3 separate regions of the Homo sapiens genome follow, and regions 2 and 3 are each linked to region 1. The links are chromatin contacts, found by Hi-C or POLR2A ChIA-PET in ENCODE. All regions are on one chromosome and are shown on one strand. The core of a region is the stretch at or near the end of the contact, and the rest is flanking DNA. Distances in the headings are between cores, read along the strand shown.

Region 1 (2,731 bases), core at 137-2,636:
TATCGCCTTGTCAGAGGGGCTTCCCTCGCTTCCCTTTTGAAAAATCACCCCTAGTTACTTTGTCCCCTTATCCTTTCTTTTTCTCCTCAGCACTTTCACCATCTGACATATAATAGTGTTTGTCTCCTCCAACTAGAATGTAAGCCCCAGGGACAGCAGAAATCAAGTAAGCTTTTGTTTACTGCTCTATCTCTAATGCCTAGAATAAATGGTTTTCATCCTGCTCTAATTCATTGTGAGCCCTTTTGATTTACAGTTTCTTCATTTGTAAAATGAGGGAGATCAAACGATAGGATATTTTTAGCAAGACAATTATAAAATTTTTGTGATTTAAAAATAAGAGTTCTATTTGTCATTGTAAAAATTCCACGACATGAAACTACTTAAGAAGACAAAATCATTTGAAGTCTGCTACTTACTTTAAGGGTAACAGCTGCTGCCTTGATGATAAAATCATTTACTGATACTTTAATGTCATCTGAAAGAAAAATAAGGTTAGTAAAATTAGTATTCCTAATATAACTTTAACATTGACCATTACAACTTCAAACTTGTAAATTATGGAATGTACTGACAAACAATGATAAAAAATTACAAGCTTTTGTTTGCTTAGTCAATAAGGTTCCCATGATTAGAAAAACTTGCATTATATGAGGTCCTGGATCAATAATATTAACCATGAATGTAAGTTTACTTCTGGGCCTTGGTTATCAATTTTTTAAATTGCTTAGATATCATACACAAGAACCTGAAGGACCCATTACAAGCATAATCAGAAAAAAAGAACTAACTCCTATGTCTCGAAAAAGACAAATGATCTCTCTGTGGTGTGTGCAGTCAGGAAGTTTACAAGATGATTCATTTTCTTCCTCGTTCTTTTCAAATACCCTTATTCTCTGTATGCTTTATAACATACTGATTATACTAGAACAGTGATACATGTAGGTACTTTATATATAAACAGTTATATATACACATATGGGAAAGTGTTCGAAAATTTCTTTTTACTAATGGGGTGTAGGTGAAAAAAAATTTAACTGCTTTTTAACTTAACAAAACAGGATATAACAAAAGCCAAAGATGAAGCAATGCTGGCATAGGTCCTAGTGTGATTAATAAAATGAGGTTCTCCATCCATAGTTTTATGGTGAATGCATTTGAATCAATTTCTTTCCAGTATACATAATGATTTTAAGATAAAGCTGGGGTCCTCCCACTTCCTACGAGCTGATCATAACTAAAGTATTTGTTTATGTCTTTGCATTTGCCACTGGGTATAACAGTGTTAGAAAATGTAAACAACACTTGATTCTTTCTTGCAAGAGCTTATAGAAAAAGACTCTAAGATCTAGATCTAGTCAGTGGTATGTGGCAAAAAACCTATCCTATTACTAAAGTATCACGGAATTTTAGGTGAATAACAGCTCATTCCAAAGGCATCCTGGAGACTACAGAAAGGGATTAGATGAATTACCATAAACCTAAATACTGTCAAACTGTCACGATAACTGTCAGCTGCAAAGTATCAAAGCTCCTCTAATTCAGAATTCCAGAAATATATAAACATTTTTGCTTAAAACCCCTTTAGGAATAGAAATATAAATGGACTTACAGTGCTTACAAGCTTTTAATGATAACCACATAGAAAGATTTGGTTTGTACAAATTCAAATGTAACAGTTCATGAACTTACTCTGCTTACCTTTCATGGCTCTCTCAGCTTTCTCTTCACTTTATCTACTTACCCACAGGTATTCACAGTGAAGACTTCTAAAACCATCTGCCAGCTAATGACCCCCAAACCTACCACCTAAGTCCACAGTCCTCACTTAAAATTCTGTATTCAGCATACTCCCACATTTAGGAACATTCTTGAGTTGAATGAAATATATTCTTTTACTGGCTCCTATGTCACTATACTCTCCTGGTTTTCTTCCACTTTCTGCCCACTCACTCATTTTTATTCCTTTCCTCTCAATGTTGGCATCTCCCCAGGCTAGAAGTTCCAGTTCCAATTCCAAGGTTTTGATACCATTTATATAATGATGACTCTTCCAAATTCTACCTCTAATTCTGAGATACTGAGGCTTCAGACTTGTATATCCAACTTCTCACATGAAATTTCTACTTGCATCGCTTACAAGCATCTCAAATCTAACATGTGTAAAGTAGGTTTCTCTTTGAATTCCTTTATTTTTAACTCTTTATAATGGAGATTTTCCAAACATATTGAAAGGAGATGCTGTTACATTTACTGAGTAGAAAACAGTTTGTAAGGTAATATCAAACATTCTCATTTACACATTGTCAAGACAGAAAAGCAAAGTGTGAAGCATGCATACAGAATGTTATGTATTGTAACTTTATATGAGAAAGAGGAGTGAAGATAGATAATGTGGGGTGTAAAGATTTTTAAGAAAATTCCTAATTACCAAGGTGTACCAAAACTGGACCATGCAAAGATAATAAACTAATCCATATCTCCTCTGAAATATTACTGTTTTCTGCCTTATTAGAGTAAGAAAACAGGAAAGTGATTCCCATATTAACCTCTATATCATGACTAAGCAAGTATGATCTGAGAACTACAGGAGTGTTTCCAGGGTTCATTTTTTAGAAACTTCTCACTTTCTTTAAAATAGCTTTCCATTTAGTTCCTTGAACTTTTAAAAGCTCTCAAGTTGTCTTTATATGAAATCTTGAAACTCTGTATATAAACTGATAAAAGTCCT
Region 2 (2,731 bases), core at 94-2,593, 220 kb before region 1:
AGTGTCGAAATCAGATAAAACTTCCTCAGGTATCCATCTATCATTTCTGTCACTTTTTATTCTAATTCAATATGTGTTTCTACCAAAAACTAGAGTTGCCAAAGTTAGAGAAATTCCAGACTTTTCTCAAATTAGAGAAAATATCATCAGTAACATTTTGCAATTTAAAATCTCTCATTCGACTCTCAAGTTTGACTTGAGTCCAGCATGTTTTCTTATTGAAATGGAATGGCAAAAACCATCAGGATAAATATCTAATTTAAGCCAGCTGAGATTTTAAAAAGCCACTTTAAATTATATATCCCTTTGAAAATCTACGTTATGTCCTCCTTCCTCAAAAAAGTGATGCTACATATACACACTCAAAATTTTGCATATTATTTCAGATAGTTCTAGAATGCCTTATGGTCTACCATTGAACCTACTGAAGGTCCATGAACCCTAGGTTAAAAACTTTGACTCTATCTATATAAAATGCCAACAGCTGGCACAGTATGTTCTGTCCTCTAAATCAAGCTTGTCCAACCCGTAGCCTGTGGGCCACCTGTGATGCAGGATGGCTTTGAATGTGGCCCAACAAAAATTCATAAACTTTCTTAAAACATTATAAGCTTTTTTTGTTGTTGTTATCCCATCAGCTATGGCTAGTGTTAGTGTATTTTATGTGTGGCCCAGGACAATTCTTCTTCCAATGTGGCCCAGGGAAGCCAAAAGACTGGACACCCCTGCTGCAAAGGACACATTAGTTCAGAACAGAGAGTAGAGAAATAGGAGCCAATTTTACCCATGAAGCCTCCAGACAAACCTGAGCATCCCCGGGAAAATCCACAGACACCACATTCTCACCTCAGAAACTTTATTAAAGATGCATAATTCCCACCACCCTCACCCAATAGTACAACAGGAAAAAATAGTACCAGAGGAAACAAACCTACAAGAACAAGATAGAAATAGGCGTTATTTTTGTCTTCCTGAAAGGAGTGGTATGAGGGGGAAAAATGGAAAAAGCTACTGCCTAGCCAGCAGAATTTCTAATTTTCCCCACCCAAATAGGCCATACCAGATCTGAAAAAAAAAAAAAAAAAAAAGAAAGAATTCCTTTGACACCCAGAAGACAAGGAAATACAGTGTTCCAAGGCAGGAGTCTGCTTCCTGAATTAGTTTAGGTTTCTTGATCCCAGAGAGTTCCAGGTCACCAATAGGAAGAGGCTGATGACACTCAAGATAAACAGCCTGCTGGAAGCCTAAAGCTACCCAGATGGTTATTCTTACTAGCTGTCCCTATTGCCACCCACTACAGGCCCTTCAGGAAGGAATGAGCCAGCCGAGCCAAAGACCGCTTCTTCTGTGCTCTCAGCCAGCACTCCTCTTGACCCCTGCCCTCCTGCAATGCATGAGGGAGGCTTTGCAATCACTCCCTGTCACTCTGTCCCAGCTCTCAGTCCAACAGTGATAAGGTTTTGCAAATCTCCTCACTGGACTTTAGAAATACGATTCTACTCAGGAACCTAACAGTGCTGACTTTTCCTGGCATGCCATTATGCTACGTTCAAGTTTCCACCAGGTTGTTTGCCTTGGTATGTTTCTTTGCATGAAGTGATCCACTTGGAGCTGCTACTGGTCCCATTGGGTCCTATAGTACTTCAGTGACTCTCAGGTTAGCCCTGGACTCATTTGGTAGACTCATTAGTCTCTTTCTTTTTTAGCTGCTGAAGGAAACTTAACTAATTTATCTGGGAGGAGAAAGGCACAATTCATTTCTCAGCTCAAATCCTGAACTATGTTTTAGTTAAATCTCATAAACACTCCTTTTCCCTGATTTCTAAACCAATAATATGTAGTCTCCATGAAGGTAAGTCCAACTCTGAATTCCTAGCATCCTAGAGCAGTGTCTGGCATACAGAAGACCTCAGATATTGATTGAATGAATAAATATCTCAGTAATCCTTGCCTCTCTTCAATATTACTTCCTAACTATGTTTATCCTTCGATCCCAAGCATTCTAATAGGCCTGGTACGTAGTAGGTTCTCAAAATACGTTTGCTGACTAACTTAGGAAGGGAAGATACAGTTCTTAAGAGATATTCTATAGGGGTTAATGAAATGTGTGTTTTTAAAACACACATGAAATACTATTTTATATAGGCTATTAGTGGTTTGAATGTTAACTACATATAGTCCCAAGTTATGTTTTATCAGGATTTTCTTCTTTGGTGGGAAGTGGTACTTTAGGGTAGACCTATTCTCCTTCCTGCTGAGACCACTAATTATTGTGTTCGCTAACATCCGACAAAATTGCCTACCATAATGATAAGCACCTTCGACATGGTTACTTTAAAAAGACAGGGAACCCAAGAAGCAGTGAGTAGCTAGCAGCACGGCCCGCTTGGTTTGCAGAAGCCTCTCTCAAGAAGGGTTGCCCACGGGACTACCAACAATAAGCCGATGCAAACTCAAGAGGGCCAATAACCCAAGAAAGTATGGGCAGCTTGAAAACTCTGCTTTTTAAAAAGCTTCAAAGAATGTGCAGGGAGTGATGGGAACCCCAAGCCTATTTGTATCATGCCCTCAGCCAGAGACTGACAGAAATTTAAAACACTATTGCGCAAGTGACCTTAAATGAAATCACAGTACTGTGGGGGTTTCCCTGGCTTCTGGGTGACAAGGAATAGAGAAGGGCCCTGTCTTGAGTATTCACAAGCCAGCGCATTTCTGCCACACTCTTTGGAGG
Region 3 (2,731 bases), core at 101-2,600, 130 kb before region 1:
TGGATGAGGCACACCTTTCTGTGGAAGCCGTTTCTGGCTCTCCCTCCAGTCCAGTCCTCATTATTTCTTCTGTACATTAGCATTTGGGCAATAATTGAGTGTTAAGTGTTGGGGCAGGCTCTGTCTTGCTTTTTCGTCTAATTGATCCACTTGAGAATGTCTCGCCTGTGCTACAAGCTCCTGTGTGGCTGGGAGGGCGGGGAGGTGGTACTAAGGACACAACATGCATGGCAGAGGGTTAAGAGCTTGAGCTGTGAGGTCGAAATCCCTCTATCTTGTCCTACTGTGGGATCTTGAGCAAGTTACTTAACCTTTCTTAGCCTCTGTTTTCTCATGGGCAAAGTGGAGACAGCGCCTACCTTGTAGGGTTGTGGTGAAGACTTAGTGAGCAAATACGCAAAGTATGCAAAAAGCCATACTAGTGCTTGGCAACTATCAAATACTCAACAAAAATGTGCTATTAGGATTTCTGTCCCTCTCTACAGGTACCTCACCTTAAGGTACCTCAGGAATGTGATAAAAGCTTTCTCTACATGCTCCTGTAGTGTTCTGCACCAGGGCGCATCCTGGATTCACCCAATATGTACTGAGGGTTTACTAAGTGCCAAGGCACTGTGAGAATGCAAGGATCTCACAGTCAAAAGGAGGGAGGTGAAAGACAGAAACAGATGTGTCCACTGGAACCAGGGGTTAAGTGCTCTGAGACCTGTGGGATGTGGGAAGGGATCTTCCAGCTCTGGAGAGGATGTGGTGGTGGAGTGGGCAGGGAGCAGGGAAGATCTGCCAAGGGAGATAAACTTGAACTGACTCCTGAGTCATATGCAGGCCTTGGAGGCAGGTAGGAGCAGAAACAGTGGCGGAAAGGCATGACACAGCACACCCCATTCACACAGCCCCCTCCATGAGCCTCCATGAGGCCCCGCCTTGGTGCCCAAGCTTAGTGCCCCAGTGCCAGCCCATGGGGGAAGGATGAATGCTCCTTTTGGCATCTAACATGAAGGCTATTGCTGCCCAGGACTGGGCTGGAGGAGGGAAACTCTGTGAATGCCACAGCTGGGAGGGAATGAAGGGAAAGGGAAAGTGCCAGGGACAAGGCCAGGGCCTCTCCTTCCTAAAGTAGTTCAGAGCAACTCCACCCTGAACCAAGCCAATGTGCTACTGGCAGTCAAGAAGGCCCCACAGGAATCAAGAGCAAGGAGGGACCATAATAAGGCCAACCTTCCCAATCCTGCTGCAGAGGGAAAGGAGCCAGCTAGGCCTGACTGGGAGAAGAGATTATTTCAGGGAGGTGCTGCCTTAGCAGATGAATGATGGAATTCCTTCCTGATTGCGGGGAAAACCACCACCACTTCCTCTTGCAAGAATATGATGAGAACAGAGCAGTGGCTACTAATCAGGCCTCCTGGTTCAGAATATGTTCAGTTGCTGTAATGCCTGGGACCACAGCACCTTCTCTTCCAGTTCTTTCTCTCACCAGAGTGAGGCTTGGGGTAGGGGTTGGGGAGCAGAAAGGATTCTGGAGAGGAGAAAGCACTGAAGTGGGAAGCAAATCCTATTCCAGTCTTGACCAGTAGTGTGAACTACACAAGTTTCAACTCTCTCTGGGCTTCCAGTTCCTTATCTGTATAATGAGACACTTACTTTCCCTACTGTTGGCTTGGAGGAATGAATATGATATGAAAAAAATATCAAAATGTCTTAACTGAGAATGGTTGGTTAGTTATCTTCACTAAATGTGACTTCTCTGGAGGTGGGGGCTGCTTTGTCGGGGTCACTGTTGCATGCCAGTGCAGAGCATGCCTTCCTAGCATGTTTGGAGGTGATTCTGCGTGAAACGGCAGGGGTGGGAGGAAGTCATCTTCAGGTTTCATCAAGTCCCCCTTCCCTGTTCCAGCCTTGTGATCACCTACAAGGCCAGAGTGAGACTTGGTCCAGAGTGGCAAAAGGGACCCCAGCGGACAAAAGCAAGGTGCCTAGGAACTCAGTGCTCACTTCTTCCTTCTGTTCTGACCCATGAGGCAAAGAATTATAATTGCTTCTGCAGTAGCCATTTTGCCTTCCTGATTAACAGAAATCCAGTTTTGTCTGAGTTGTCAAAGTTTAGAGCCAAAAGCTTTATTTCTCAGCACCCTTGGATCCAGAGCAGCCATGGGACACAGGTGTAGCCAAAGAAATAAAACATTAGGTTGAGATTCTGGAAAACCTCTGACAGGTTCATCTAGTGTTTTGCCATTTGTTCTTCCTCTTGTTCCTGCCTGGAATGTAGAATTGATTCCTGGAACTTTAGGAGCCATCTTGCCACTATGAGGACAAGAACCATATGCTAAGGATGACCGAGCAAAGGCCCTGATGGCATTTTTGAGCTGCCATATAAGCATGGATCACCTACTTCTGGAAGCATATAATCTCTCATTGTTAAGGTCACTATTTTGTGGGGGACATTCAGGGGGTAGGGGGTGAGTAGAGTTTACTATTATAGACAAGCACAATTATAACCAGTATATCATTTCTTCCAAAGATTGGGTCAGTGCCTTTCTCACCTCTACCCCCACATCAAAGGACTTACCACACAGCATTTTAAGAGCCAGTTACTTGTAGGTACTCCCCACCAACTGCAAGCTCAGCCCATGGGGGACTATACATTCTGCATGATTGCTGTTGCATGCCCCAGAGCACCACAGTTTCTGGAAAACATTAGCTGCTCTGTGCTTTTCTTGAATCCATAAATGAA

What was found. A loop is a pair of places that touch in the nucleus more often than their neighbours do. ChIA-PET counts read pairs that join two places held with the same protein, here RNA polymerase II (POLR2A).
Region 2: a loop to region 1 is called in a map of IMR-90, with 2.0 times the contacts of the local background. The contact joins two enhancer-like sites. A Hi-C loop is called at or near these places in 1 of 168 maps with a recorded cell type or tissue (IMR-90). POLR2A ChIA-PET finds 5 or more read pairs at or near these places in 4 of 52 experiments (AG04450, BJ, H1 and 1 more).
Region 3: POLR2A ChIA-PET joins it to region 1 with 19 read pairs in PC-9. The contact joins two enhancer-like sites. POLR2A ChIA-PET finds 5 or more read pairs at or near these places in 4 of 52 experiments (AG04450, PC-9, T-cell and 1 more).

What each region holds. Positions count from the first base shown.
Region 1 is chr11:34,975,871-34,978,601 of GRCh38, reverse strand. PDHX (pyruvate dehydrogenase complex component X) reads right to left here. Exons shown (of 11, transcript NM_003477.3): 8 at 420-478. Among named protein-coding and RNA genes, the nearest start is that of MIR1343, 35 kb to the right of the region's middle. Within about 2 kb of position 1,386, at least 8 of the 41 ENCODE cell types and tissues checked have a DNase peak (open chromatin) inside an H3K27ac peak, as active enhancers do; they include PC-9, where a contact is called at or near this core.
Region 2 is chr11:35,191,148-35,193,878 of GRCh38, reverse strand. The region is part of intron 5 of CD44 (CD44 molecule (IN blood group)); the gene reads right to left. Among named protein-coding and RNA genes, the nearest start is that of CD44-AS1, 22 kb to the left of the region's middle. Within about 2 kb of position 1,343, at least 13 of the 41 ENCODE cell types and tissues checked have a DNase peak (open chromatin) inside an H3K27ac peak, as active enhancers do.
Region 3 is chr11:35,109,855-35,112,585 of GRCh38, reverse strand. No RefSeq gene overlaps it. Among named protein-coding and RNA genes, the nearest start is that of CD44-DT, 27 kb to the left of the region's middle. Within about 2 kb of position 1,350, at least 7 of the 41 ENCODE cell types and tissues checked have a DNase peak (open chromatin) inside an H3K27ac peak, as active enhancers do; they include PC-9, where a contact is called at or near this core.